2 separate regions of the Homo sapiens genome follow, and region 2 is linked to region 1. A link is a loop called in an ENCODE intact Hi-C map of the cell type or tissue named here. Cell type or tissue: CD14-positive monocyte. All regions are shown on one strand. Each heading gives the region's core, and the rest is flanking DNA. Links, peaks and the distances in the headings are about the cores only. Region 1 overlaps LOC105372151 (a long non-coding RNA gene). Region 2 has its middle 14 kb from the start of PMAIP1.

Region 1 (16,135 bases), core at 5,759-8,258:
TGCTTAGAAATGACTTCCCAGGATTTCTTCTAGTAGTTGTATGATTTTATGTTTAAACTTTCAATTCATCAGGAAGCTCCTTTTGGCTTATGAGGGGAAATTGGGCTTAAGATTTAGTTATCTTCAAAGTATTTTATTTATTACACAATGCACTTTCTCCCATTGATTTGAAATGCCAACATGGCACAAATTTCATTTTAGAATGCAGCTGGGTCTGTTTCTGGACTCTGTACCTCTGTTTTCTTCTTTTGCAGTTCCAAGATATTTTAATTATCATAGCTGCATTTTATGATTTACTACCTGGAAGAGTGAGTTTCTAGGGAGAAATTATCAGCATTTTAAATAGTGAAGAGAAGGTACTAGCAGGGAGGTTAGTGATGTTACACAAGGGTGTATTTATTTACTTGTTTTTAGAGATGGGGTTGTGCTTCGTTGGCCAGGTGGTCTTGAACTCTTGGCCTCAAGCAGTCCTCCTGCCTCGACTTCCCAAAGTGCTGGATTACAGGCAGGAACCACCATACCTGGCCAGAAGGTTGTATTTAGATTACAGATCCCTGAAGAGGTGGGGTGGGGGATAAGTGAGGTGCAGGGGGTTGAGAGGGTAGTGGGGAATGGTTTCCTCACAGGGCCAGGTTGGGGTGTTAGCCTTGACCAGGAGAAAGGGTACTCTGACAATGTGAAGAGACAGAGAGAGGGAAAGCTGGCATTAGCAAGCTCACAGCCCTTCCAGGAGAAAGACCCTTCATCCTGCTCCTAATGCTGGTCTTAGGTAGACATATTTTGTGACTGTGAGTCCCTGTCCATCCCAACTATCCCCAATTAAATCAGGAAGGCCCTGTTACCGGAAAGTGGTCCCCATCCAGACCCCAAGAGAGGGTTCTTGGATCTCGCACGAGAAAGAATTCAGGGTGAGTCCATAGAGTAAAGTGAAAGCAAGTTTATCAAGAAAGTAGAGGAATAAAAGAACGGCTACTCAGTAGACAAAACAGCCCCGAGGCTGCTGGTTGCCCATTTTTATGATTATTTCTTGGTTATATGCTAAACAAAATGTGGATTATTCATGCCTTCCCTTTTTAGACAATATAGGGTAACTTCCTGACGTTGCCATGGCATTTGTAAACTGTCATGGCGCTGGTGGTGGTGTGGCAGTGAGGACGACCAGAGGTCACTCTTGTCACCGTCTTGGTTTTGGTGGGTTTTAGCCAGCTCCTTTACTGCAAGCTGTTTTATCAGCAAGGTCTTTATGACCTGTATCTTGTGCTGACCTTCTAGCTCATCCTGTGACTTAGAATGCCCGACCATCTGGGAATGCAGCCCAGTAGGTCTCAGCCTCATTTTTACCCAGCCCCTATTTAAGATGGAATTGCTTTGGTTCAAATGCCTCTGACAACCAGAGCATGGCAGCCATTCCAGAACAAGCAGACTGTGAAGTGACGTGACATGAAGAGCTCTTTTCCAAACATGAGGAAGAGAATTCAGTCAGAATCTCTAGTGTATTGATTTGCTGGAACACTCATTGTCAAGTTCTAGATTTTCTTTATGTAGAAAACACAGACTCACAGTGTGAACAAAGCACATTTTAATGCTTCCCCACTTCCTCCCCAGACCCAGAGGGAGTGAAGGAGAGCAGTGTTCCTCTCCAGAGTGGGTCAAGGATTGAAATTTCTTACCACTGGGTTCAGGAGCTGGCTGTCACCAGGGATTGCAGGTCCTAGAAGATGCTGGGTCTTACCTGATTGAATCAGAGAGAAAGTCCAGTAGCTTGGTCTCAGCGGGGCCTCAGCCCCAAGAGACGGAATGGATGTCCTTTTCCTCTAGACTGCCGGGGGCAGCAAATTCCATATGTATGTTTTGCTAAATTTTTCTTCCTGAGAGTTTGCCTTCATGCGAATCTTCCTGAAGAGCATTTTCCCTGGGTCTAACCCCCTGCATATGAAAGCAAATGGTAGGCCGGGCGTGGTGGCTCAAGCCTGTAATCCCTGCACTTCAGGAGGCCAAAGTGGGTGGATCACCTGAGGTCAGGTGTTTGAGACCAGCCTGGCCAATGTGGCGAAACCCCATCTCTACTAAAAACATAACAATTAGCTGGGTTTGGTGGCGGGCGCCTGTAAACTCAGCTACTCTGGAGGCTGAGGCAGAAGAATGGCTTGAACCTGGGAAGCCAGCCTGGGCAAAAGGTGAGACTCTGTTTCCAAAAAAGAAAAAGAGAAAAAGAAAAAGAAAAGAAAGCAAACGGTAGCAGTGGGTGGGAGTGTTGAGAAAGTGAATGATGGACTGATGGGCTCTTTTGCAAACCAGAGTTTTCAGTTGAAGGAGGAAATAATCATGTTGTTTATTTGTTTCTCACCTGTCAGCTAATCAAGTGATTTGTTTCATTGACAGATGAACTAAGAAAGTTCTTATTTCTAGTGGTAAAGCATTCACAATAATTTAATCTTATCAGTAAAACTGAGAAGTTGTTCGGAGAATTGAATATCATTTCTATGCCCAAATTCCCTTCCCATTTCTATTTATTTATGTGAACAAGTTTTTCACAGTTTTATATATATTATATATTATATATATATATATATAATATATATATGAAAATAGGAATAAAATCCATGCCAACTTAGTCTCAGGCTGTCATCTACAGATACATTAAAAATTGCAAAAGCCCTCTAAACTATTAAACAAATAGCACCATTCACCTTTCAGGAGCTTCATTCTCAATGTATTTCCTTTATATTTTATATTTACTTTCTGTTTAATGACTTAAAATATGTAATATTTAGGTACTTTGATCAACTGTTCACTGAAAACAATGGTAAAGATAATTTAATCCAGAAAAATTTTAAATACAGAGCTTTAAGATCGAAGTAAATAATTTTTTAAAATTTCAATGTGTACACCTATTTTTGTTACAGAAACATAAGGAAGTTCAATAAAAGACTTTTAGACAGAAAAACACATTCCATTAGGATATAATTCTGTAGAAAACGTGGAAGGGCAGAGGTCCGGAGCCCGGGTCTGTGAACTGCCTTTGCCCCCAGGCCCTCAGACCTTGCCCTCCGTGCTGAGATTTAGAGGCTGGAGGCCCTAATGACTGCTGATCTCATATCAGGTGAGAGCTCATCTCCTTGATGATAACAGGCATCATTAAGCCCTAATTAGTCAGGCCACAGGAAGCTGGTATCTATTATTTAAAGGAAAGCAAAACACATTTTCCTTCTTCTTTGGTAGAACAGGAAGCAAGGCCACATGCTGAGCAGGAGGAGCCAGCACAGGGTGGAGTAGTGAAGGGCCACTCTGCCGCAGCCGCGTCTCAATGGTGAGCCTATATGTATTTCCCACTGGGCACAGCGGAGCGTCAGGGATTGAGTGGGGGTGTGTGTGTGTGTGTGTGTGTGTGTGTGTGTGTGTGTGTGTGTGTGTTTTGCTTATTTGCTTCACAAAGTCATTCTGGACCTCAGTTGAGAGAGAGAGGCTCTGATTCTTTAACTGGTGGCCCCGGGCCCTAGCACCCACTCTGCAGATGGGGAAAGAGAGGAACATTTGTGAGAGGTTTGGATAAGCCTGGTCCAGAGAAGAGGCACATCATTTAAATTTTTTTTTTTTTTTGAGATAGTCTCACTCTGTTGCCCAGGTTGGAGTGCAATGGTGCGATCTTGGCTCGCTGCAGCTTCTGCCTCCCTGGTTCAAACGATCCTCTCACATTAGCCCGGCAACTAGCTGGGACTGCAGGCACATGCCACTGTACCTGGCTATTTTTTTTTTTTTTTGTATTTTTTGTAGAGACAGAGTTTCACCATGTTGCCTAGACTGGTCTCAAACTCTTGGGCTCAAGCGATCCACCTGCCCTGGCCTCCTAAGGGCTGGGATTACAGGTACGAACCACCATGCCTGGCCTTTTTTTTTTTTTTTTTTTTTTACTTTAAAGGTTTTAGATATTTCCAACAATAAGGAGCTTGAAGGGGCACATCACTTCTGCTCACACTCCATGACTTGAACTTGGTAGTTTGTGGCTTTCCTGGGGGTCCTGGAAGAAGGAGATGCTGGTTGGCTCCTCAGCTAGCTGTCTCTGCTCTACGGGGGTAGAAGGTTTGAAGACAGCTGAGAAGGTTGGAAATAGCCACTGCAGCACGGGGAGAACAGCTGACCAGGAAACACAAGCCTGGTGGGCAGCATTAATGGCCTAGCTGCAGTCTGTGGGGTGGTGGGCTTTCTTCCAGCAGCCTCCAACTATGCCCCTACGAATGTCAACAGGAGAAGAGTTGGTTAGATCGAGCTTGTGGTTTCAAGGGAGAGACATGTCAGGGGGACAAGGAGGCAAGGGAATTGAAGATCTTGGCAGGAAAGAATCTGAGGAGCTACCATGTCTATGGTGGATAAGAAGAGAGTGGTCATGGCAGATGGGCGAAAAAGAAAGGGCTCACGTACCTACAGGTCTTGATGAAACTGAAGAAGAGATGGAGTGGATGGAAGAGAATGAGAACTGGGAGGCAGGAGATCATATTCCAAGAGGAGTGTGTTTGAATTTAAGGTTTTGGAGTTAGGACCATCCTGGATATAGCTGAGATGCTGAGTGTGGCCAAGAGAGGAAGGAGTGGGGTGGAGTGAAGGTAATTTTTTTCCTCTTACTTCTTTGTTTCCCAGACACCACCCAATTGGGTGCTGGGTCTCAATACATGCTTATTATTTTAGCCTTAAATTATTTGAATCAGAAGCAGTAAAAAATAATGACTAAGTAGATTTGGCATGTAGGATATTAAAAAATTTTTTTTTTGGTGGTATGGCTTTGTATAACAGAAAAAATATGTTAAAACAGAAAGCCTTTTTCAGGCTTTTAACCCTTTTCCATATATACGGCATTGTATTTTATGTAAGTAAAAAAGTAAAACATACTGTCACAAGCAGGTGTGGTGTCAGTTTCCCAAGATGTAAAATTAAACTCTGTCTTGGGAGTGGATGGAAATGAAACCCCGCCTACTTCAACCTGTGCATTACACTGTATGTGCCATAATCCACATGGTTTAATGTGAATGGTTAGCAAATGAAAAATAAGAACAACAGTTTTAATGCCTGACATCTCACATCATTAGATAATATTAGTAGGGTCCTGTTACCAAAATGAGAGCTTTAGAGGGGCTAATTAGAAATACCACTAATGATTTAAACACTAAAGATTAAGAAGTAGTTTTGTATTTTCGTCAAATCTAGTCAAGTTTTTCCTTTATCCTATAAAGTCTTATCAGGTGTTAGCGAGGGAGTCTTTCCAGGTAGAAAGAGCTGATGTAATTATTTTGGCTCATCTAGGCAAGAAAGCCTGCCTACCCAAGAGGTAAAAACGTCTGTATCTCTCAGATATAAGGATCGGTGATATCCATAAAGAGATTGCCCCTAGAAGATTCTATCTATACACAGGTCACTGCTCTTTCTCACTATATTCAAGCACAGCTTTAAAATCAATTGCAAAAAAATATTTCTTTATGTTGACTTCAAATCGTCATTTGGGCAATAAATAGAATCCAAGAAATTGACCTTCCATTGGGTGTGTTACGTTGCCACTTCCTTATTCCTTCTCTACATACAATTGCTAGTCCTCAGTGAGAAGTTGGAGCCTACTGATTCAAAACTTCCTCTCCATGAACTTCAGTGAGATGAGAAATTAGAGGTTTGGATGTGACTTAGAATATTTCCTCTTATTTTCAGGACTGAAACATCTTTTATTTTTATTTTTATTTATTATTTTTTTTAGAGTTTCTCTCTTGTTGCCCAGGTTGGAGTACAGTGGTGCGATCTCGGCTCACCACAACGTCTGCCTCCCAGGTTCAAGCGATTCTCCTGCCTTGGCCTCCCAAGTAGCTGGGATTACAGGCACCTGTCACCACACCCAGCTAATTTTTGTATTTTTAGTAGAGACAGGGTTTCTCCATGTTGGTCAGGCTGGTCTCGAACTCCCAAACTTGGGTGATCTGCTAGCCTCGGCCTCCCAAAGTGCTGGGATTACAGGCGTGAGCCACTGTGTCTTGCTCTGTTGCCCAAGCTGGAGTGCAGTGGCACAATCATAGCTGACTGCAGCCTTGACCTCGGGGGCTCAAGCAATCCTCTCACCTTAGCCTCCCAAGTGCTGGGACTACAGGTGCTCACCACCATGCCCCCCTAATTTTTGTATTTTTTGTAGAGACAGGTTTTTGCCATAGAAACTCTGTATTTGTACTGTACTTGTATCAGGACTCTAAACAGAATATACATGTTTAGAAATTGTTGCCCAAGCTGGTTTTGAACTCCTGGGCTCAAGTGATCCTCCTGCCTTGGCCTCCCGAAATGTTGGGATTATAGGTGTGAGCCACTTTGCCCAGCTCAATAAATTTTTTTGTCTTCAAGCCTCAGTCTAAAACTCAGGCTACTACAACAGGTATCTCAAATGACAGTTTTTCTTCTCATATCAGCCCCATTGTCAGTTCAGTCTCTGAAGATGAAATGTCTTGAGATCACTGCTCTCCATACATAAAAGCAGTAATAGTAGACTTCTTCAAACTTGTATTTTAACCACGTGGCTCTACTTTTTACCTTAAATTAATGATGACTATCACCTGTTTTCCATAGTCGTATTTGTTAACTGAAGCTACTAAGTATTGTAAGTTTGTCTAAGACAGGATGATAGGGTACATAGGAAAAAATTAAATCTATTTTATAACTATAAAGGGAGGCATAAAACTAGAGCATGTTCCTGAAGCAAGTCATGTTTCAAAAAGATGGTCAGGGATGCAGCATTTTTTTTAAACTAGGAACTATCTTTTTTTTTTTTTTTTAAAGATTAACAAAGAAAAAAAACAGGAAGTAAAGAACAACAACAATTGGCATTGCTGTACCCAGCGCAGGAGAAGTTGTCTGATGTGTAGATATAATTTCAGTCATTTGAGATTAAAAGGGTCCAGGTGTGGTGGCTCGTTTCTGTAATCCCACCACTTCGGGAGGCCGAGGTGGGCAGATCACTTAAGGGCAGGAGTTTGAGACCAGCCTGGCCAATGTGGTGAAACCCTGTCTCTACTAAAAATACAAAAATTAGAGGGGCGTGGTGGCAGGCGCCTGTAGTCCCAGCTACTCAGGAGGCCAAGGCAGGAGAATCACTTGAACCCGGGAGGCGGAGGTTGCAGTGAGCTGAGATCGCACCACTGCACTCCAGCCTGGGCAAAAGCGTGCGACTCCATTACACACACACACACACACACACACACACACAGAAACTTTAAAAGGATAATTTGGAGTACTTGTATTTGTACTCTTAACACAGTATATATGTTTAAAAATTGTGGATTCTCAGATGATATTTGATTAGTAAAAACATATTTTTGTCATTGGTGAATGTACTGGGTTGGATAGGGCCTCCCCAAGTTCACGTCTCCCTGGAACCTCAGAACATGACCTTATTTGGAAATAAGGGTCTTTGCATGTGTGATCAAGTTAAGATGAGATCATACTGTATTAGGTTGCACCCTAAATCCAATGACTGGTGTTTTATTTTTTATTTTTAATTTATTTTTTGGACACAGGGTCTCACTCTGTCACCCAGGCTGGAGTGCAGTGGCGCAATCTCAGCTCACTGAAGCCTTGACCTCCCAGACTCAGGTGATCCTCACACTTCAGCCTCCTGAGTAGCCAGGACTACAGGTGTGTGCCACTGTGTCTGGATGATTTTTAAATTGTACGTAGAGACGGGGTCTCCCCATGTTGTCCAGGCTGGGATTGGTGTTTTTTAAAAGCTGTACAAAGACGCAGAGACACACAGGGAGAATACTGCGTGACAATGGAGGTGGAAATTGGAGTGAAGAGTCTAGAACCAGGAAATGCCGGCAGCCACCAAGAGCTAGAGGAGGCAAAAGGGGCTTCTTCCCAAGCGCCTTCAGCAAGGACATGGTCCTTCTATACCTCAATTTCAGACTTCTGGCCTCCAGAATTGTGAGATAACAAATTTTTGTTGGTACAGGCAAGTTTGTGGTACTTTGTGGTAGCAGCCTAGGGAACCAACATACTTAGGTGGGGTAAAAAATATGGAGGTAGAGGGTTGTGATAGCTGACATTTTTTCTAAATGTTATGATGGACAGTCTGTGGTATAGCCTGAATGAACCAGATGCTTCCTGCTGGAAGAGTGACATTCGCAGGTTCTTTGGTTCAGAGTTTACTAAAACGTAGTCAATAGACTTCCCTTCAGATGGAGAAATGATTTTCTATTTTATATATAAACGGGTTTGGTATGCTTCATGGTATCTTTAACTTCACTAAATAAAACGCTGCACAGAAACATCCTACACTGCAGTCCCTGAAGATATTACTTTTCTTTTTCTTTTTTTAGATGGAGTTTCGCTCTTGTTGCCCAGGCTGGAGTGCAATGGCACGATCTCGGCTCACCGCAACCTCCGCCTCCCGGGTTCAAGTGATTCTCCTGCCTCAGCCTCCCGAGTAGCTGGGATTACAGGCATGTGCCATCATGCCCGGCTAATTTTGTATTTTTAGTAGAGACGGGGTTTCTCCATGTTGGTCAGGCTGGTCTCGAACTCCCTTCCTCGGGTGATCCGCCCGCCTCGACCTCCCAAAGTGCTGGGATTACAGGCATGAGCCACTGAGGCCGGCCAATTTACTTTTCATAATTTGTTTTTGCATTTTTCTTCATCTCCAAGGCCAGCCTCATAGATGTGTAATATTTAATTTTACTTTTAGCTAATAGTTACAAATATCACATTTCTTTGTCATTGAATACTTTTGAAATTATTCCGATGCTTATTTATCGAACTTTATGAGGCTAAGAACCTTTGTGATTTTTTTTGGGGGAGCATAGACAATATTTTATATGCTGATAGCTATTACCAAAGCATAGGGGTTACTTAAATGAACAAGCGATGATCTATCACAAGAGAAATGGAAACAGACATTTAATACATCATTTTGCTAATGGTTCTTCCCTATACACTCATCAGCCCCCATTCATTTTTTGCTCTAATAAATGGACTATATTGTTTTATAAATTTTCTTTTGAGTGTTAATATAAGAAGGAAGTTATTGCAGCCCTCTTTACACAGAGACCTAACGGAATAAAGGACTTGACCAACATCACAGTTTTCCTATCAGTGGGTAGGTTTTCTAGCTGGATTAATGCCAGCTCTTCCTCCTTTTTTTTTTTTTTTTTGAGACAGGGTCTCACTCTTTCACCCAGGCTGGAGTGCAAATGGTACAATCTTGGCTCACTGCAACGTCTGCCTCCCAGGTTCAAGTGATTCTCCTGCCTCAGCCTCCTGAGTAGCTGGGACTACAGGTGTGTGCCACCATGCCTGGCTAATTTTTGTATGTTTTTGTAGAGACAGGGTTTTACCATGTTGGCCAGGCTGGCCTTAAACCTCTGATCTCAAGTGATCTGCCTGCCCGCCTTGGCCTCCCAAAGTGTTGGGATTACAGGCGTGAGCCACCACACCTGACCCTTCCTCCTGTTCTTAGCTCAAATCTCATCCAAAGGAAATTGGCACTCTCCATTTCCTTTTATATTAAGAATGAGTTTCATGTTCATAAGTATATACTCTGAAATAGTAAACCAATATTCTCTTTGAAATGGGTCCCCTTGATGTCAACACAGGGATATAAGGTAGAATGGCAAGACAAGGCCCTGTACTTAAACTGCTCTGCAGCCAAAATGGAAACTAAAGACCATTGGTTTGGTCAGGCCATTAACCTACATAATCATAAAAGCAGAGATCCTTGTCCATTGGTGATATCTACCCTAAAGCACAGTGAAATTTAGTCTAACACCTAATTTAATGTTTTGATTTTCCTATTCTGTAGTCTGATCTTGTAGACATTGAATTGGTGCTGTTTTACCCTGGTGAACACAAGATTTGAAAAAGCCTCTGAAAGGCGAGGGAATTACATAAACTATGCTGCATAGTTAGATGGTCTGAAACTTTGCTCTGCCTATGAAGTAAACACCTTCATAGGTTGTCACGTTCTTGGACATGCAAATAGCTTCTGTGGAGATACATTAAATATACATTTCCAAACTTATCGGCCAGCTAACATAGGAAATATGTTAGATTTAAACACCAGGATTTTAGAATTTGTGTACTTTCTTTAATGGCGGCTCCAACTGGTTGTCAATCCAGAGAAAAAAAGAGAGCTGAGTTTTGGAAGCTACTCCTGTGTGGTATCTTTATTCTTTTATTTTATTTTGAGACAGTCTTGCTCTGTTGCCAAGGCTGGAGTACAGTGGCGTGATCTTGGCTCACTGCAACCTTCGCCTCTGGGGTTCAAGCTATTCTCCTGGCTCAGCCTCCCAAGTAGCTGGGATTACAGGTGTGTGTTATTATGCCTGGCTAATTTTTGTACTTTTAGTAGAGTCAGGGTTTTGCCATGTTGGCCAGGCTGGTATTGAACTCCTGAGCTCAAGTAATACACCCACCTTGGCCTCCCAAAGTGCTGGGATTATAGGTGTGAGCCACGGCGCCTGGCCTGGGGTTAGGTATCTTTAAATACTGGGCAATTTACTAGTGATTTTCTTGGAAAGCAGATGGCCTCTTTGGTCACCAATTCTGTAGGGTCTGTGAAAGAGGATACGGTGAGTAGTTAAAATATAAGCATAAAGAAAAAAGTAAGACAAACAGCAGGGGACAGACTTCTGGGTTATAGAACACCACCCAACATTTCACTGTCTTAGCTTCATGTTTTCTCTACAAAGTATCTCATTACATCTGTTTGGGAAGTTTTCTTCCCTAACCTCCATAGAAAACAAATTATTTTGTTAGAACTGGAGGGTGGTATCTGTGATTTCAAGATGGTTCTTCGCCATTTTAATCTCTCTTTATCTCAGGTTAGACTTTTGTTTGCAATTGTGATTTTCAAAGAAAAGGTCCTTGTCAAATGTTTCAAGTAGAACACAGCAACACACATTTATTTGCACCCCAACTTGTCAACAAAGCGTGGGGACAGGCATGAAGGAGAGATGCCATTGCCTGCCAGTGTTTAACTTCATTGCTGCCCAACTCAGAACTCATCTGACTAAAAACACTTCTTAACCCCAATGTTTTTCTGTCATTTTAGGATTTCACTGTGGCACAAAATGTTCCTGCGGTCCAAAATTGAGAAGGGAATTGAAACAAGGGAAATTTTACTGTTATGAAATATAATAAATAGTGCTTGCTTTACTGTATGATTTTTATGCTTCCTAATTATATGGACTCTATACAGTTTGTATAGTCACAATGACAAGAATTATTTTATCTTCCCTTTCTTTGGCCCAGCTTTTTGGGCCACTCTGTGACTAGCAATGAGCATTAAGTGGTTAGTAAGGAAGCAGGTGCCCAGATATTGGCTCCAGTTTTCACAGTATCCACCAGTGACTGTGGACAATTTGGGTAAGTCATTCTCCACAAAGAACATGGTTTATTTGTATTTTTATGGATTTGAGCTATGTAGTTAATAAGGCTATGGTAGCTCTTTGATGTTCTGTGCTGAATTTTCATAGTTCATTCTTTGTTTTTTTGAGACAGAGTTTTGCTCTTGTTGCCCAGGCTGGAATGCAATGGGACGATCTTGGCTCATTGCAGCCTCCGCCTACCAGGTTCAAGTGATTCTCCTGCCTCAGCCTCCCAAATAGCTGGGATTATAGGCATGCGCCACCACACCCAGCTAATTTTGTATTTTTAGTAGAGACGGGGTTTCGCCATGTTGGCCAGGCTGGTCTCAAACTCCTGACCTCAGGTGATCCACTCGCCTCAGCCTCCCAAAGTGCTGGGATTACAGGCATGAGCCACTGCACCTGGCCTCGTAGTTCATTCTTAAAATCTATAACCATTAGCATTAAAACATAAATAATTGAAATTTAAGCATAAAATATTTAATGAGTAAAAAAATGGCCCAGAAGAGAATTAAAAATCAATAGCTATTCATAAGGGTAGGTTTTCATATAGCTTGTATTAGGTAGCATTGTATTGTGTGAGTGTGTGTGTGTGTGTGTGTGTGTGTTGGGAGGAGTGCATTAATTTGTGAGGGTTCCCATCTCCCATAACAAAAGACTTCAGACTGGGTGGCTTAAACAACAATTTTTTCCTCACAATTCTGGAGGCTAGATGTCTGAGATCAAGGTGTCGGCAGGGTTGGTGTCTTCTGAGGCCTCTCTCCTTGGCTTGTAGGTGGCCGCCTTCTCACTACACTTGGTCTTTTCTCTGTACCTATCTGTGTCCAAGTCTCTTTTTATAAGGACAACAGTCATATTGGATTGGAGTTCATTCTAATGACCTCATTTTAATTCTATTGCCTCTTTAAAACCTTATCTCCAAATAGACAGTCATATTCTAAGGTATTGGGGGATAGGACTTCGACATGTGAATGTTTTTTTTTGGTTGGGGGGATACAATTTAGCCCATAACAGTGGGTATATGGCTTTAACAGCTTTCTTGAGGTTTATCTTATGAACTATACATTTAGCCCATGTTAAGGTTGACCAGTCTTAGTAATTTTATGCAGCCCTGCGACTGTCACCGCAGTCCCATTTTTTTTTTTTTGATGGAGTCTCGCTCTGTCGCCCAGGCTGGAGTGCAGTGGTGCAATCTCGGCTCACTGCAACTTCTGCCTCCCAGGTTCAAGCGATTCTCCTGCCTCAGCCTCCCAAGTAGCTGGGACTACAGGCATGTGCCACCATGCCCAGCTAATTTTTTGTATTTCAGTAGAGATGGGGTTTCACCGTGTTAGCCAGGATGTTCTTGATCTCCTAACCTCATGATCTGCCTGCCTCAGCCTCCCAAAGTGCTGGGATTCCAGGCGTGAGCCACTGTGCCACACCGCAGCCCCATTTTAGAACTACATGACGTTCTAAGTCTCAAGGAGCACGATGATGTAATGGGAGTACTGGATGACAACCCAGTTGTTACATTCTGAAATTACTTAATAAAATTTATGTTTCAAGAATTGGTTAAAATGATTGCCTATTGGTCTGTAAATCTTCCTAATCAGTTATACTGACGTTGATATATTTTGCACTTAGCATCCTGCCTATTTTTTTTTTTTTTTGGCCATGGTTTTTCTTATAAGGATGAAAGAGGAGGCCCCAAATAAGCTGCCTAGAAGGGAAAAAGTGTTATAAGTTTTCATATGGAAGATTTCATCTGATTTTGATAGAATGGAAAGGGCACTGACCAGGCACAGAGGCTCACACCTGTTAATTCCAGCACTTTGGGAGGTTGAGGCAGGAGGATTGCTTGAGGCCAGGAGTTTGAGACCAGATGGGCAACATAGGGAGACCCTGTCTCTACAAAAAATAATTTAAAAATTAGCTGGGTGTGGTGGTACATGCCTGTAGTCCTAGCTACTCAGGCCAGGAGTTGGGGAGACCTGGGTTTGCTCTGAGATTGGTACTTTCCAAACTAAGCCTCAATCTTCTCAACCAAATAAGACCCTGCTCGGCATGCAACACTGTTAGGAGCATAATAAAGAATATTACCCAGGGTAAAAATCCTTAAAAAGTTTTTTAATGTACATATAGGATGGTATTACTTTTTGAAGAAAAATAAAATGGGGCCCCTGATTAGAAATAATTAAAATAGACTTTTCTGAGCTGTTAACAGTTTACCCAGTTACTTCAAAGAATAATTATTTTGCCAGAACCTTAAACTTTAAATTGTTCTATAATCTAAATATTAGTATTACTATTTGAGATGGAGTTTTGCTCTTGTTGCCCAGGCTGTAGCGCAATGGCACGATCTCGGCTCACTGCAACCTTTGTCTCTCGGGTTCTAGTGATTCTCCTGCCTCAGCCTCCCGAGTAGCTGGGATTACAGGCATGCGCCACCATGCCCAGCTAATTTTGTATTTTTAGTAGAGATAGGGTTTCTCCATGTTGGTCAGGCTGGTCTCAAACTTCTGACCTCGGGGGATCCACCTGCCTCGGCCTCCCAAAGTGCTCGGATTGCAGGTATAAGCCACTGCACCTGGACTATAATCTAATTATTAATGTGCCAAACAGCCTAAAGAAATTGGCTCAAAAAGACAAAGAGGTTAAGGTAAATGTTAACAATTACAAAATCATGCTTCAAGTTTATGAACAGCAGTCATATTTCATCATACTTTTAACTCTCTCATTAGATTGCATTTAAATACATTGGGAAAGTTGTTTGCAGTTTGAAGCTTCCTCTGCTTTTGCTCACAAGGGTCTCTTCTCAAAGAGTTATTTATTATTTGAAAGTAATGAGGGTCTCAGAAAGGAAAAGTCACTCCTACCACTCCACTCTACAATACATCTGAATTCAGATCACCCTGACTTCAGCCCAAATACCCTGGTTCTACAGTTACACTTGGTCTTAATTGAAATATGTGTAGCAAGGCAGGTTTATAGCAAATTGAGTTATTATTAAATAATGTTTCCTCAAAACTCATAATTTTAATTGAGATTTTTTTGTCCTTGGAGCAATGTACCAGCATAAAAGGGAGGCCCCTTCTTTGTAATCAAGGGGTTTCTTTTTTTTTTTTTGAGATGGAGTCTCACTCTGTTGCCCAGGCTGGAGTGCAGTGGTGCCATCTCAGCTCACTGCAACCTCTACTTCCTGGGTTTAAGCAATTCTCCTGCTTTAGCCTCCCAAGTAGCTGGGATTACAGACATCTGCCATCACACCAGCTAACTTTTGTATTTTTAGTAGAGACAGGGTTTCATCACGTTGGCCAGGCTAGTCTTGAACTCCTGACCTCAGGTGATCCAAAGTACTCGGCCTCCCAAAGTACTGGTATTACAGGAATGAGCTGCCACGCCTGGCCAAGAAGTTTCTTGAGGCAGGGATTTGAACAAGGAGAACAGGTGTAAATATGTAGGACAGCTCTCAGTCCGATATTTGAGGAAATAATGTTATTATCATCAGTGCTCACTCACTCTTTACCTCTTGTAGAAGAGTTTACTGAGGGGAGTATATGTAAACCCCCATTTGTGGACTAATTGTGATGGGTAATACTGAGTGGCAACTTGATTGGATTGAAAGATGCAAAGTATTGATCCTGGGTGTGTCTGTGAGGGTGTTGCCAAAGGAGATTAACATTTGAGTCAGTGGCATGGGAGAGGCAGACCCTGGCAGGGGCAGCTTGCAGCACAGCTAGGAAAAAGCAGGCAGTGTAATCCCAGCTACTAGGGAGGCTGAGTCAGGAGACTCGTGTGAACCTGGGAGGCAGAGGTTGCAGTGAGCCGAGACTGCACCATTGCACTCCAGCCCAGGTGACAGTGTGAGGCTCTGTATCAAAAAAAGAAAAAAAAAAAAAAGAAAAAAAAGAAAAAAGCAGGCAGGAGAAGGTGGAAGAGCAGACTTGCTAAGTCTTCCGACCTTCATCTTTCTCCTGTGCTGGATGCTTCCTGCCCTTGAATATCAGACTCCAAGTTCTTCAGCTTTTGGACACTTGGACTTGCTTGCCAGAGGGTCTTGGACCTTTGGCCACAGACTGAAGGCTGCACTGTCAGCTTCCCAACTTTTGAGATTTTGGGACTCAGACTGATCCACCACTGGCTTCCCTGCTCCTCAACTTGCAGATGGCCTATCGTGGGACTTTACCTTGTGATCGTGCGAGTCAATTCTCCTTAGTAAGCTCCCTTCCATATATACATATATCCTGTTAGTTCTGGCCCTCTAGAGAACCCTGACTAATACACTAATGTTCTGTCATTTGCAACTTCCAGTAAAATAAAGTACTGTTTAATTATATTTAGAACTTATGACTGGCAATTCTTAGATTGAATCACTCAGACTTCTAAAGATCTGGCGTGTTCTTAAGAACATTAAGTCTTGCAACTTGTATTACAAAACCTCTTTCTAAGTGGATTTGCTCTTTTCAAATGGAAACCATTAGTAGTGCATTGAACCATATGTGGAAATAAATCAGATGGCAGAACATGCTGTTAATTTCCCCAAGACACTGATTTTAAATATTCTTTACAAACAGGTCTAGCTCAACATGCTTGCTTTTCCTTCATGGAAACTGAAATCTCACCTGGCAATAGATTTCAATGTCTGGACACACACGTGACACTTTGAGGAAAGCCACTGAAAACAGCTGCGGCCAAGAAAGTCTTCAGATCTCAAGGCCACAGCTAAGATATAAAGCCAAGGGGAGGAGCCAGCTGCAGGTTCTGTATTAGAT
Region 2 (16,135 bases), core at 6,778-9,277, 56 kb before region 1:
ACAATCTTGGACATTGTGACCAAATTACCATGGAAAGCCATAGCTCTATCCCTAAATCTAATTAGACACCTTTTATCACTGAGTGTTACATAGTCCTGAGATTGGATGTTTATGAAAAGTATATTCAAGCCTGGGCACGGTGGCTCATGCCTATAATCTCAGCACTTGGGATGTGGAGGCGGGTGGATCACTTGAGGTCAGGATTTCAAGACTAGCCTGGCCAATACGGTAAAACCTCATCTCTACTAAAAATACAAAAATTAGCTGGGCATGGTGGCATACACCTGTAATCCCAGCTACTTGGGTGACGCAGGAGACTCACTTGAAGCTGGGAGGCGGAGGTTGCAATGAGCCGACATCGCGCGATTGCACTCCAGCCTGGGCAACAGAGCCAGACTCTGTCTCAAAAATTTAAAAAAAAAAAAAAAAAGCATATTCAGGTGAGATGAAAAATCCATTTACATGTCTTAAGAACAAAAGAAATGCAAAATCAAGAGATCATTCAGGTAAGAATTGCAGAGCCCCACAGGTAGAAGAGCATGAAGTGAGAGGTCACAATAGGCTATAGACCCACAAATTATGAAGTCCCTGTTACAGACTATAAATAAGGCTCAGGATGCTCTGTCACCATGCCTGATGAGAGTCCAACGAGCATACCAATCCCAAAAATTACATGGAAAGATAAACCCCAGATTTAGATAGTCTGAAAAGATAGTTTCCTTTGTATTATATTTTTCTACCAGAAGAATGTGTATTAGGTATACAAATGTTTAAGAGAATAAAATCTTTAGGATTAATATACTGTGAGGAGAGTGTACCATATCTGGTATTCTATGTATGTTTAAGTAGAATGTGTAAGAAATTTGGACCTATATGTTATTATATGTAGTTAGTGTTTATGAAAGTTGGGCCTAATTTTAAATTACAGTTATTAAGGCAGCTCCTCCTTACTCCACTTTGGCTCAGCAGACTCCAAAGCCCTTATTCCCCACCTCCACACACTCTTCAAATATGAAAGTGATCTACACAGTGAGTCAGATCAGAACAGTTCAAGATCTAGTCAAAGGGACACCATTTAAGCCTGCACTGCATGACCATACAAGAGTGGTTGTTTGAACCAGGGGGCTCACACCTGTAATCCCAACACTTTGGGAGGCAAAGACAGGAGGATCGCTTGAGCTCAGAAGTTCAAGACCAGTCTGGGAAACAGAGCAAGACCCCACCTCCACAAAAAATATTTTAAAAAGTAGCTGAGTATGATGCCACATGCCTGTAGTTCATCCTAGCTACATGGGAGGCTGAGGCAGGAGGATGGTTTGAGCCTGAGAGGTTGAGGCTACAGTCAGTCGTGATGATGCCACTGCACTCCAGCCTGGGCCACTGAGCTAGACCCTTTGTTCAAAACAAAACAAAACAAAACAAAACAAAACAAAACAAAACAAAACAAAATGGTGGTCACTCAAAAGGTATCTTACTTCCACTGATGCCCATACTTAACATGGGCCAGCTCTGGGCACCCCTCCCACCCCCAAATGCCCAATTAATCAGCAGTGCTATTCACAGAGTAATATTAAGCATCCTGTTTGTTAATTTACTTACTTTACAATAGCACTTAGAACATTTAACATTTATCAAAACTTTCTACCTCTGTGGATTTTGTTAGGACTGAGAGCAAATCATGCTTTCCACTCACTTTCTTAAATAAAAATGATAAAAGCCGGGCTTGGTGGCTCACGCCTGTAATCCCAGCACTTTGGGAGACTGAGGCGGGCAGATCATGAGGTCAGGAGATCGAGACCATCCTGGCTAACACGGTGAAACCCCGTCTCTACTAAAAATACAAAAAAATTAGCCGGGACTTGTGGCGAGTGCCTGTAGTCCCAGCTACTCAGGCAGCTGAGGCAGAAGAATGGCATGAACCCGGGAGGCGGAGGTTGCAGTGAGCCGAGATCGTGCCACTGCACTCCAGCCTGAGTGACAGAGTGAGACTCTGTCTCAAAAAAAAAAAAAAAAGATAAAAATAAGACAAAACCTAAATCTTCCTTTAACAAATAAGCTCAAACAATACAATAAGAAAAGGATGAGAAAATAAAAGTTTTACACTATCCCAACAGTTATCAGAGGTTTTGTTTTGTTTTGCTTTTGTTTTGTTTTTGAGACAGGGTCTTGCTCTGTCACTCAGGCTGGAGTGGAGTGGCGTGCTCTGGGCTCACTGCAATCTCCACCTCCTGGTCTCAAGCAATCCTCCCATCCCTGCCTCCTGAGTAGCTGAGATTTCAAGTGCATTCCACCACGCTGGGCTAATTTTGGTATTTTTTTGTAGACACCAGGTCTCACCATGTTGCCTAGGCTGGTCTGGAATGCCTGGGCTCAAGCAATCTGCCCACCTTTGCCTCCCAAAGTGCTGGGATTACAGGTGTGAGCCACCATGCCTGCCAAGGTTTTTTTTTTTTTAAACTGCTCTTGCATTTTCTTGTTTCCAATTGCTCTGTAAATGCTCTGACCTCAGTATGTTATGAACACAACAATGCCACCTCAATTCTCTTAGATTGCATGACACTAGTTTAAAAGTTAATGGTGAGGTACTGGGCCCGGTGGCCCATGCCTATAATTCCAGTACTTTGGGAGGCTGAGGTGGGAGGATCACTTGGGGCCAGGAGTTTGAGACCAGCCTGGACAACATAGTGAGATCCCGTTTCTACAAATAAATTTTTAAAGATTAGTTGGGCCTTGTGGTGCACGCTTGTAGTCCAGCCTGGACAAAATAGTGAGATTCCATTTCTACAAATAAATTTTTAAAGATTAGTTGGGCCTTGTGGTGCACACTTGTAGTCCCAGCTACTTGGGAGGCTGAGGCAGGAGGACCCCTTGAGCCCAGAAGTTCAAGGTTGCAATGAGCTGTTATCCACCACTGCACGCCAGCCTGGCTGAGAGTGAGATCCTGTCTCAACAAAAGTAAAATTTAAATAAAAAAATAAAATGAGAATTAACAGTGAGGGAGGCTAGAGGGGCTTCTTGAACTTTAAGGTGAATATGAATCCCATGAAAATCTTGTTAAAATGCAGATTCTGACTCAGCCAGCCTGGATCAGGGCCTGAGATTCTGCATTTTAATTCAGCTCCTAGAAGATGCAGATGTCCTTACACCCCTTCTCATACTGAGTGGCAAGGATGGTAGCAGTGAGTTAGACCAAGCCAGAACTAGAGTTTAATTTTGCTCTGGAGGCAAAAATGCACAGGGCAAGATCTCACAAGAAAAGTAAAGGCATTCTGTATGTGGGATTTTCCTTTCCTAAAAACCATTCTGGGGTGGGGGTGTGTGCAAGTTTTTCCCAAGTCACACAACACTGATGAATCTGCTATATTTGAACTACCCCCTTTTCTTAGATCTCTGTCATTCAGCGTATTAATGGTGATTCCACTGCAGATTGCCTGGATCCCTTGAAATTTGGGTAAAATAAAGAGGCTCTGGCTGGGTGTGGTGGCTCACGCTTGTAATCCCAGCACTTTGGGAGGCCGAGGAAGGTAGATTACCTGAGCTCAGGGGTTCGAGACCAGCCTGGCCAACACAGTGAAACCCCTTCTCTACTAATAATACAAAAATTAGCCAGGCATGCTCCTGTAATCCCAGCTACTCAGGAGGCTGAGGCAGGAGAATTGCTTGAACCTGGGAGGCGGAGGTTGCAGTGAGCTGAGATGACACCATTGCACTCCAGCCTGGGTGACAGAGTGCGACCTCATCTAAAAAAAAGGGGGGGTTATCTTCCCAAGGTGGAATCCAGTGAAGTTTGGCCTAGTAGTTGTTTATTTAAATAAACTCTTCTGGTAATAAACCTTCAGGGCAGGGAATTTTGAGGCTAAGATGAAAGAAAGCCCTGGCTGAAGAAACAATGACCAAAGCCACTCAATTGTCACTTCAGTGCTGGTGAGTGTGGATGCAGGTGCCCAGTAAGGCCAGACAGCAACATCCCTCAGGGTGAGTTATGACCCAGGCATCAAAGGAGGCCACCTCAACGCCCAGCTGCCAGGAGGAACATGATAGTCAAAGGAAAAAACAAGGGTGGGGCCCGTGTGAAGAGGCAAAATATATTCTCACTTTCATCAGGAGCTAGGATCGGCTGGGTGGATTACCCAGCCCTTGGCTAGAGTTCTGGAGGATTCAGATTAGAGATGCTGGATCAAAACAACGGAAGAAAAGGCTGTACAGAGCCATTCTGTAAACACAGGCCAAATTTTACTATTTGCTGCTCTACCTAATGTTGTGATTACTACTGAGTGCTTCCTCTCTTTGTTTGTTCTTCTGAGCCAACCTTTGTCCTCTCTGCCTAGACACTCATTTTCCTGGTAGGACACTCTGAGTTCCGGAAAGACGACAAGATGAATAACTAAGGCTCAGGGAGAGATAAATACTGCCCCGTCTGCAAAACCACAATGCCTGGCAACCACCTAGAGCCCCACACTTGGAAACAGAAAGAAATCCTGGGGTTTCTAGAAACCAAACCCACTGGGACCATACAACTTCAGACAAAGCTGTGGCCTCACTTGAGCATAGCTTACAACTCTCTAACGTTGATCACAGCAGAAGCCCCATGGCCATATGTACTGTAGCAGTTGGGGAGGGCGTGAGGTGGAAAAAAAAAAGTTTAAAAAAAAAGTTTCCATTCTTTTGAAGCCTGAGTTGAAATAAGGAGAGGGGAAGAAGCTGAGAAAAGCAGGAACTAATCGGGCAGCTGACTCACAGGGGCAGAATCTCAGGTTCATTTGCTCTCAGCAGAAAATTATCTCTCTCCAGTCAGTTCCACTGTTTTCACTCATCGAGCTGATAGCCTAAAAATAGAGATTAATGTGGAACATTATCTTTTAAAAATGCACCTCCCTCTGGGAATGGTAATAAGCCATCAGCCATTCACACATTGTTGTGAATTAGTTTAATTTAGTGAGTGGGAATTAGAATGGAGGAAATTTAGAAAGTAAGTAATCAGCCTTTATTTAACACATGAGGAAATCATGGTCCAGAGATGGGAGCTTCTGGGCTTGAGCTCGCACAGAAGGTAAACAGCAAACAGAGTTAAACAGCAACTACTACTCTCCCGGGTCTCCTGTGAGATCTGCCGACTCACATTCTCCTGGCACTCATTATGACATTTATTTATTTATTTATTTATTTATTTATTTATTTATTTGAGACCGAGTCTCACTCTGTCACCCAAGCTGGAGTGCAGTGGCGCGATCTCAGCTCACTGCACCCTCTGCCTCCCAAGTTCAAGCGATTCTCATGCCTCAGCCTCCTGAGTAGCTGGGATTACAGGCGTGAGCCACCGCGCCTGGCCATGACTGACGTTTAAAATAGTCATCTGCTGAGCATCCCTAGCATGCCAAGTGCAGGAGTAAGAGCTGGAGACACAATAGATGTGGCTGTCACCTCATGGAGCTTATAGTCCAGCTGGGAGACTGGTAAGTGAATACAGGATCAAGGACCACTCCCCAGTAAATGAAGCAACTCTGACCTCTGCTAGGTTATGAAGAAAGAAAACAAGACATAGAGATCAAGAAGGAGAATGATTTCAGATTAGGTGGCAGAAGAGGCCTCAGGGCATTTCAGCTGGGATCTGGAGGATGCAAAGGTGCTAACCTCGACAGGAGGGTGTGAATACATGTAAAAGTTTGAGGAAAGAAAGCTGCATGTCGTCCAGTAACTGACAAAAGTTCGCGGTGCTTTACATTGGACTTTCAAGATCTGGCTTCAAACCCTGGCTCCATAACCTACCAGCTCTGTGGCCTATGTATCTCCTGAGCTCGGGGATTTTGAGGTCATAAGAGATAGTGGTTAGAGATATTGTCTTCATCTAATGGCCTTTGAGATTAGAATTCATCCATTTACATTTCACTTGACTTCTGTTTTGGATACTTATTGCTAAGTTTCCTATGCTATACAGTGACATTTTTCAGTTCTGAGGAATATAAAAATGTCTTTTACTCTCACACTGACTTTCCAAACTCTAATACTTCGACATTGCTAACTCTGTGACTTCATTTTAAGATCTTGACACGGTTCCAATTATATATTATATCTTTATTTCATTGTAGTGTTGCTTGATAGTACTGAAAAAGATACTAATACACTTGACTCTGATTTTAATATCACCCTTTGCTCTGTATTTTAATTTCTGCTGCCACTAACAAATGGTAGCCTCTGTGAATTTCTGAAACTGCCCCTTAGAGACGGAATGAAATGGATACCATTTGGAGATCACTGGAAAAGCTCAAAGCAAAATTTATTTTATTGTTCTGTTGTTTTATTGTGAGTCCCATTAGATGGTTCCTGCCCCATCCAATCTTTCTTATTTATTTATTTAAACCTTCGGTTGATGTGTAACATACAGAAAACAGTGTCATAAATTTTCACAAATTGAAGACACATATGCAAACAGCAGTGACCCAGTTAAGAGATGGAATGTTATCAACACTCCAGAAGCCCTTCTTTGACCCCTTAAGTTACAAAACCTTGTAAGGGGGACCACTATTATGACTTCTAATGTCTTACAGTAGTTTTGCCTGCCTTTGAACCTTTTATAAATGAACCCACAAAGTATGTACTCTTCTGTGTCTGACTTCTTTCACTCCACATGTTTGTCATATTCATTCACATTCTTGCCCATAGTTACAGATCACTTATTGTAGTTGCTATACAGTATTTCACTGTGGGAAAATACTACAATTTATGCATTTTATAGTGGTTGGGCGTTTAGACAGGGTTCCAGCTTGGGGCCACTACAATTAGGGCTGCTATGAATATTCTTGGACATGCCTTTTGGTGAACATGTACGTACATTTCTATTTATAACTGAGAAGGAAATAACTTGGACCACATAAATTTGAATTTTATTTGCATATTCTTTGAGCAATTAACACAAACATATGCTTTAAAATATTCAAAAGTTACAGAAGAGTGTACAATAGAAAATAGTTGTCCCTTCTACTCCTGCCCACCAACCACTCCATTCTCCTTCTGAGAAGCTTACTGTTATCCATTTCTCATGAAAACAACAACAAAAACAACAACAAAAATATATATATATATGTAGCACTGGGCACAGTGGCTCACACCTGTGGCACTTTGAGAGGCTGGGGCGGGCAGATCACTTGAGCTGAGGAGCTCGAGACCAGCCTGGCCAACATTACGAGACCCAGTCTCTACTAAAAATGCAAAAATCAGCCAGGTGTGGTGGCACATGACTGTAGTCCCAGCTACTTGGGAGGCAGAGGCACGAGAATCACTTGAATCCAGTCAGCGGAGGTTGCAGTGAGCCGTGATCGCACCACTGAACTCCAGCCTAGGCAACAGAGCGAGACTCTGTCTCAATAAATAAATAAATAAATAAATAAATAAATAAAAAATAGCTTTTTTTCTTTTTGTTTTTGGAACTATCACATTTTATCGGTTGCAATCACATCTTTATAAACACATCCTAATTGATTGAACTGCGGTCCTAATAATACTAATAAACCATGTGTGACATAGTTTACAACATACTTTTATCTACTCTCGCTATTTAATCTTCCCCCCCAAACTGAGGAGGTAAGCACAGAGTTAAGACAACCATTTAACAGATGGGATAACTAAGCCCCAGGGAAGTCGATCCTTTGCCTAAGAACATGTTGGGTTTCCAATGGCAGAATTAGGAGTAAATCCAGATTTCTGGCTAAAACTAAGTAACTAGTTTTAGTTACTTCCTGCATTAAGGAATCAGAGTTAATATCTGACAGCAACAATGTCAAAACTGACAGTGCCTGGTACGTAGAGCTGCTGTGTCTCTTGGGAGCCAAAGCCGCCCAGGGAATCTGTGCTGGACCCAAGCCTCCTTTAGCCCAAAGCTCCAGAGCTCCAATAGGGCAGAGTTCCTGGGACCCTGAAAGGAGAGGGGGAAACTCTCATGGCTCCCGACGAAAGTTGGAGATCCCATGCTCCTCTCCTGCCAGAAAGTCACTGAATCAGATAAATGTGGGTATGTGGTTTTTGCCTTTTCCCCAAAAGACAGCTTTAAAAGAATTACCTACTGATGATGACCGAGCTAACTCATCTCCACTCCCCAGCCTGTTTGTGCACTTGAGGTCTCATATTCAGAAAGTGATTCATTTCCTCTTTTTTAGTTTCCTTTCTCTCTTTTTTTTTTTCTTCTCTGAAACAAAAATGCTTTTGTTTATAATCAAAGAATTCTGGTTGCAATTTGGCCTGTCATGTTTCCACCCAAGCACTGTGGCTTGCAAGGTTTCCCAGGAACGGCTTCTGTGTTTGAAATGAAGAATATGCCATTTTAAAATTTATTCCAGGGACTTTTAGGGTGGAACTGCCCCACTTACTTGCCCTATTCCCCTCATTTTAGGAATGGTCTTTTGACTTTTTTCATAGTGTTATTTTACTTGTTATATGTAAAATGTTTATTTGGAAACAGAATGTTTGTTCCCTGGTGCTACAAAGAAATAGCACTTGAACATAAATTTAATTTTCTTACTAAGGCCATTTTTACTTTCTGCAGAAAGAGTGCCCGTCACAGATGGAACAATGGCGACAGCACATCCAAACAAAGGAGGGAAGCAATTTTTATTCCTTAAGTAGTTTGTCCCTGCTACTGTGTCCTGTCTCCATTGGCTGGAGTCAGACAGCACAGTCTAAACTAAAACCCGATTGACTAACAGTTTGAAACTTTTTTAAATAGGTAAAAGTAATGGAAAGACAAAGGAAAAGAGGAAGTTGCTTATGCCAAATAGGGAAGGGGCATAGGCTGCGAGCTGGAAGGTGCCTGTGAGCATGTCCAGCACAAATATCTTGGTTAAGGTACAAGGACATAGAATGTACTACGTGCCTGTGAGCATAACAGCTACATAGGAGTGGACCTAACAAAGAGTTATTAGCATAAAGTGAGGAGGCTTGAAGGAAGTTAGTCTTTAAAAGAAATTATTATTTTTATCATTTATGATTTATTTTTTAACAAGAAGGGAAACTTTGAAGAGGAAACTTTTTACTTTCTACATTACTGATCCAAACTTTCATATTCCTAGGAAGTCAAATGTGTCCTTGGGATTTAGTCTTCACAGTAGGCTTTCAAAATCCAGTCCAATCCTAAAATGATGAAAATACTCACCTATGATTTATTTAAGCATGTTTTAACATGTTTGATATTTATATTTAAATGTGAAATTTTGGAATTTGTTTTGATGCAGATAATGAGGTAGGAAACTGACATTAATTATTTTTTCTGAATGTATAATCAATTGTCTCAAAACCACTTATGGAGGCCAGGCGCAGTGGCTCCCGCCTGTAATCCCAGCACTTTGGGAGGCTGAGACGGGAGGATCATCTGAGGTCAGGAGTTTGAGACCGGCCTGGCCAACATGGTGAAACCCCATATCTACTATAAATATATAAATTAGCCGCGCGTGGTGGTGGGTGCCTGTAATTCCAGCTACTCAGAAGGCTGAGGTAGGAGAATTGCTTGAACCCAGGAGATGGAGGTTGCAGTGAGCAGACATTGCACCACTGCACTCCAGCCCGGGCCACAGAGCAAGACCGTGTCTCAAAAAAACAAAAACAAAAACAAAACCCACTTATGGAATAATCAGTTCATTTTGTCTTCACTGAATTGAAATGCCACCTCCATCATATACATCATTCCCACATTTTGAGGTCTGTATCTTTAGCTCTCTGCTCTGCGGAACTATTTAATACTGTGTTTATATTTGCTTTGTAATATTTTAACGGGTAGGGGTGGTTGTCTGTGGGCTTTTTACATTCCTAAAAAAGTCTTCATGGCATTCTAATTGGACTTGCATTGTGTTCATAGAATAATTGGGCAGAGGAATGTCTTCTCATTCAGAAATCCTTCTTCCATTATGTCCTTCAGGACACAACCAGGATTCTTGATTTAGGTTTTGCATACGCCTTAGTAAGCATATTGATAATTTTCATTTTTTTCAGAGATGGGTTCTTGCTCTGTTGCCCAGGCTGTAGTGTAGTGGTACCATCATAGCTCACTGCAACTTCAAACTCCTGGACTCAAGCCATCCTCTTGCCTCAGCCTCCTAAGTAGGTGGGACTACAGCTGTGAGCCACCACACCGAGCCTATACATATATATATTTTTGTTACTAATTGAATGGTGCTTTTTTAAAACATTGATTTTTCTAACCGATTATGACTGAACTATAGCCTGTTATTGCTGGACTAAAACAGACTATAAGAAGGCTGTTTTATTTTTCTTTTCTTTTTTAGAGATGGGATTTCACTATGTTGCCCAGGCTGGTCTCGAACTCCTGGGCTCAACTGGTCCTCCTCCATTACTCTCCCAAGTAGCTAGGATTACAGGCACAAGCCACTGAGCTCAGAGTCCAAGTCTGTTTAAAAAACTAATGTGGTATCGGCCAGGAGCGGTGGCTCACGCCTGTAATCCCAGCACTTTGGGAAGCCGAGGTGGGCGGATCACGAGGTCAGGAAATCGAGACCATCCTGGCTAACATGATGAAACCCCGTATCTACTAAAGATACAAAAGAACTTAGCCAGACGTGGTGGCGGGCGCCTGCAGTCCCAGCTACTTGGGAGGCTGAGGCAGGAGAATGGCGTGAACCCGGGAGGCGGAGTTTGCAGTGAGCCGAGATCGTGCCACTGCACTCCAGCATGGGCGACAGAGCGAGACTCCGTCTCAAAAACAAACAAACAAAAAAAGCTAATGTGATATCTAGCCTGATTGAAATCTCATGATTTCTAAAGTCTTTCTCATTTTTCAACTCTCCTGACAGGTGTACCAGGGTGGTGGGGCTGCTAGCTATGTTCCTTAGGCCACCTCTCTTTCTCATTCTCCCTTTCTTCTCTCTCTTACTCACTTCTCATCTGTCCCCTTCTCCATTTCGATGGTTTGGGGCATGTCCTCTTGGGCACTGGCCCCTCCCCCACCCTATCTGGGCATAAGAACAAACTGTCACTCACTTTTTCCCTTTTGCTGTGGCAATTGGATTTGATGCTAGGGCAACTGGAGAACTCTGACAACATTTAAACAGAGAAGAGACTCTGTCTTTTAAAAATAAAAATCTGGTTTGGGCCTGGTGGCTCACACCTGTGATCCCAGCACTTTGGGAGACTGAGATGGTAGGATTGCTTGAAGCCAGGAGTTTGAGACCAGCTAAGGCAACATAGCAAGATCCCACCTCTACAAGAAATAAAAGGTTAGCTGGGTGTTGTGGCACATGCTTGTAGTCCCAGCTACTCTGGAGGCGTAGGTGGGGAGGATCACGTGCGCCTAGGAGTTCGAGGCTGCAGTGAGCTATGATGGTACCACTGCTTCCATCCTCGGAACAGAGTGAGACCCTGTCGCAAATAAATAAATAAATAAATAAACAAAAATAATCAAAAACAAATTAAAGACAAAAATTGATCACTTTGAAGCCATGGAGAGAAGAGTTTTAAGAAGGGACCTGGGAACATTTGAATTAAAGAAAAGTACTCTGGCTGCAGCGAGAATAGATGGAAAAAGGGGCAGGTTTGGAAGCGGGAAGGCCAAAAAGGAGGCACCTGCAGTGGTTCAGGCCAGAGGAAGTGATGTCCTAGACTGTGGAAAGAAATGAACACAGCCCAGGGATATTCAAGATGACTTCGCCCTGATTGGCTGTGGGGTGAAAAAGAGGGAGGGGCGGAGAGGGAGACCTGGGCCTCCGGCTGGAACAACTGGAGGGATGTTGAAGATGGTCCTGGGTGTGGAAACCACGAACCTACCTGGAGGATGAAGGAGGAAGGTGCTCAGTGCGTTTCAGAAAGAAGGCCGGGGAGGTTGGATCAGATGTCCTGATCTCCCAGTGCCTTCGCAAGGTCTGCAGTTGCTCTGTTTTTATTTTTTAATTTCATTTCATTATTATTTTTTGAGACAGGTTCTTGCTCTATCACCCAGGCTCTGAAACCCCATCTCTACCAAATATACAAAAAGTAGCCGGGCATGGTGGCTCACGCCTATAGTCCCAACTACTCGGGAGGCCGAAGTGGGAGAATGGTTTGAGCCTGGGAAGCAGAGGTTGTAGTGAGCCGAGATGGAGCCATTCACTCCAGCTTGGGCAACAGAGCCATACCCCATCACAGAAAGACAGACAGATATAGATAGACAGATAGATAGATAGATAGATAGATAGATAGATAGATAGATAGATAGGATGCAGCCTCCCTTAGCTTCCAATCTATCTGCTGCAGTGAAATTATACCTCTTACTAAAGGCAGCAATCACTGATTATCTACACAGCTGGGTAATAATTCTGCATGTTAGTAGTAACACTCAAAGCTTCTGCAGACTCAAAGCATCTTCCAATTATCTGTTCCCTTCTCAACACATGTATCTTGTCTTGTTCCTGCTGGCTCTTGTAAATCATGACTATCTTTTCCCTATTCCACGGGGCAAATGCTATGGGGCAATTGTATTCGTGTGTGTATGTATTATTACTGTTTTCATTCTTTTTGCCTAAGGCTATTTATCCAGGAGGCCTAGGATTCTTTTGCCTCCTGAGGATAATAAACAGGACTTTTTATTTTTCCTTTCCCTACATAATTTATTTAAATTGTAAAACAGGCCGGTGTGGAGGCTCACGCCTGCAATCCCAGAACTTTGGGAGGCCGAGGTGGTTGGATCACTTGAGGCTAAGAGTTCGAGACCAGCCTGGCCAACATGGTGAAACCCTGTCTCTACTAAAAATACAAAAATTAGTCAGGTGTAGCGGTGCACGCCTGTAGTCCCAGCTACTCGGGAGGCTGAGACATGAGAATGGCTTGAACCAGGAGGTGGAGGTTGCAGTGAGCCGAGATCACGCCACTGTACTCTAGCCTGGGTGACAGAGCAAGACTTCGTCGCCAAAAAGAAAAAAACAAAAAAACAAAAAAACTGTAAACCATAACACTAAACCAGAAAAGCACATAAAGTATAAATGTGCAGATTGGTAATTCATTTTACATTATTTGTTACTATTAATAAATCATTATAAATTTTTTCACTTAACTGTTTTGTAAAAATATTTCCATGTCACATAATTTCACCCAAAAATTATAATCTATTTTCTATTATCTGCTGCTAATTCAGAGGTACTGTCTTTAACTAGACTGTGAGCCACTTGAGGTCAGGTATCATTTCTTAAGTGCCTTTTCATTCTCTCCATTAGTGTCTCTATGTAACCCGAGAAGCTTTTTAAAGTGAAAATACCAAGTCTGAGGAAAGGTCTGTATTTTAAATAACCTCATCAATTAGTTCTGAGGTTGTACAGGAGCTACTCTTAGACAACCATTGCTTTCTACTCTCCCCTAAGAATAAATTACATAACTAGTAGTTCTTCAGTAACTACCTAAAAATCATTTTATTATCACCAGACATTAACGGTTCTGATAAATACAGCACTTACTAAGTCTCTTCAATTAAATCTTCTAAACTAATTGGATTTATTTCTTTGCTAAAAGTCAATAATTAAGCTAATTTAAATACTCAGGCAGTACTGACAAACTCCCTTCATTTCCAGGGGTAGCTTCTGAAACATACCTCTTCCTGCTTCTCTTCTGAAATCTTTGCAGAAAAAGAACAAAAGCACAAACATGCTCAATAGCCATCATCTACAATAATCCAGAAGGCCGGGGAAAAGTTAATAACATGAGAGAATAAAATGAAGAAGAGAGACTTTGGGTGCTGAATGTACTGAATTATCCAAAGAGAAAAGTAGAAGAGGCAATGAAAAGCAAGACAGAGCCAGCCTGAGGGGGTCAACTTTTAGTACTTTTTTCTCTCCCTCAGAAGCATAAATACAACTAAGTTGTATCTAGATTTCAAAAGGAATTAAACTGAAATTAATCTGCAAGTAACAAAGAGAAAGGAGGAAGGGCGGGATGTGGTGGCTCACGCGTATAATCCCAGCACTTTAGGAGGCTAAGTGGGGAGGACTGCTTGAGCCTAGGAGTTCAAGACCAGCCTGGGCAACACGGCAAGAACCCTGTCCCTACAAAAAAAATTTTTTTTGGCCGGGGACAGTGGCTCATGCCTGTAATCTCGGCTCTTTGGGAGGCCGAGGCGGGCGGACTGCCTGAGGTCAGGAGTTTGAGACCAGCCTGTCCAACATGGCAAAACCCTGTCTCTACTAAAAATACAAAAATTAGCTGGGCGTGGTGGCAGGCACCTATAATCCCAGCTACTCGGGAGGCTGAGGCATGAGAATCCCTTGAACCCAGGAGGCGGAGGTTGCAGTGAGCCAAGATCATGCCACTGCACTCCAGCCTGGACCACAGAGGGAGAGTTCATATTTAAAAAAAAAAAAAATTTTTTTTTTTAATTAGCCAGACGTTGCGTGCACCTGTGATCCTAGCTACTTGGGAGGCTGAGGTATGAGGATAACTTGAGCCCATGAGGTTGAGGCTGCCATGAGCTATGATCTTGCCAATGCACTCCAACCTGGGTGACAGAGCAAGGCCCTGTCTCAAAATAAATAAATAAATAAATAAATAAATAAATAAATAAATAAATAAGGAGAGAGAAAGGAAGTAAGGGGGCAGGGTGGGGATGTCCAGGAGAGAAGAGAAAGAGACAAACCCCAGAGTACTACAAACGAGTGAATGGCCAAGTAAGCTGTGAGCTGTCTACTTGATTACACTATTAGGAAGCAAGAAAAATGGTGCACATGAAGACCAGCAAATAACATTTGATATAACGTAAGTGAGAAACAGAATACAGAATCTTACATGAACTGCATGCAATTATGATTTTTAGAAACACTCATTGAAGATAAGACCAGAAGTATATACCGAAATCCTTTCTTTTCTGTCTGGTTTTGAGACAGAGTCTCACTCTGTCGCCCAGGCTAGAGTGTGGTGGCACAATCATGGCTCACTGCAGCCTCAACCTCCCAGGTTTAGGTAGTTCTTCCACCTTAGCCTCCCCAGTAGCTGGACCACAGGCATGAACCATCACACTCAGCTAATTTTTGTGTTTTTGATAGAGACGGGGGTTTCGCCATGTCCCCCAGGCTGGTCTCAAACTCCTGGGCTCAAGAAATCCTCCCACCTCGGCCTCCCAAAGTGCTGGGATTACAGGCATGAGCTACTGTGCCTGGCTGAAAATTTTTTTTTTAATGTTAAGAAACATTGTATTAAATGTTTCTTAAACAATACATTTAAAACCGCAGTCAGGGTCTTGCTATTTTGCCCAGACTGGTTGGTCTCAAACTGCTGGCCTCAAGTGATCACGCCTCATCGGCCTCCCAAAGCTCTGGGATTTCAGGCACTAGCCATTACACCCCGTCTCTAAATCCTCATAATGGTTGTGTTAAGGTGCTGAGATGAAAAGAGATTAAAAAGTTTTTTTCTCTGTTTCCCACATTTTATAATGTACTTACATGTTGCACTAATAGAAATTGAATTTACTTTCAAGCTCCTTCAGGGAATTTATTGAAAACTTGCTTGGCCTTGTGAGTGGGAAGCCCAGGTATGGGCGGAGGGTGGAGTCACACCATAACTTCCAGCTAAGAATATGTAGGACACATACTTTCTTGGCTGACAGAGGTTCTAAGCCTATTCCCTCAGAAGTCCTCTTACTCCTTATCTTGTCTATACTGCGCTTGAGTATTTCAGGCTGCTTTAAATTCATTGTCAAGTATACTAAGGGCCTTATGATTTGCAAAATGTGCAATTTGGTTTTGTTTGTTTAATTGTTTTTTGAGCTGGAGTCTCGTTCTGTTGCCAGGCTGGAGTGCAATGGCACAATCTCGGTTCACTGCAACCTCTGCCTCCCAGGTTCGAGCGATTCTCCTGCCTCAGCCTCCCGAGTAGCTGGGATGACAGGCCTGCACCACCATGCTCAGCTAATTTTTGTATTTTTAGTAAAGATGGGGTTTTACCATATTGGCCAGGCTGGTCTCGAACTCCTGGCCTCAGGTGATCTGCCCACTTCGGCCTCCTAAAGTGCTAGGATTACACGCATGAGCCACCACACCCGTCCCAAATTATAAAGAGGATGACAAATGTATGTGCCAACAGCATGGGAAATGAAAATACCTAGGATGATGTAAATGTAAAAATAACTGAAGAAAAAAAAAAAGAAAAAATGTATATATAGAACTTTTTTTAAAAGGCAGTT

Evidence for each region. Hi-C counts contacts between places; a loop is a spot of excess contacts. Peaks named below come from ENCODE experiments on the same cell type or tissue, not always from the same donor. Only the 100,000 strongest peaks of a DNase experiment are listed, where the experiment ranks them.
Region 2: it touches region 1 in a loop (2.0-fold over the local background); 4 of 110 quality-filtered maps call a loop at or near these places.

Annotation. Positions count from the first base shown.
Region 1 is chr18:59,934,695-59,950,829 of GRCh38, forward strand. LOC105372151 (a long non-coding RNA gene) reads left to right here. Exons shown (of 3, transcript XR_935546.3): 2 at 3,223-3,310; 3 at 15,938-16,135. Among named protein-coding and RNA genes, the nearest start is that of PMAIP1, 43 kb to the left of the region's middle. In CD14-positive monocyte, for the core only: no CTCF peak of the experiment used is centred there; a DNase peak (open chromatin) is centred at 6,847.
Region 2 is chr18:59,877,812-59,893,946 of GRCh38, forward strand. No RefSeq gene overlaps it. Among named protein-coding and RNA genes, the nearest start is that of PMAIP1, 14 kb to the right of the region's middle. RefSeq lists enhancers at 4,637-4,686, 8,068-8,297. In CD14-positive monocyte, for the core only: no CTCF peak of the experiment used is centred there; DNase peaks (open chromatin) are centred at 8,080 and 8,800; H3K4me3 peaks cover 1,310 bases; H3K27ac peaks cover 1,464 bases.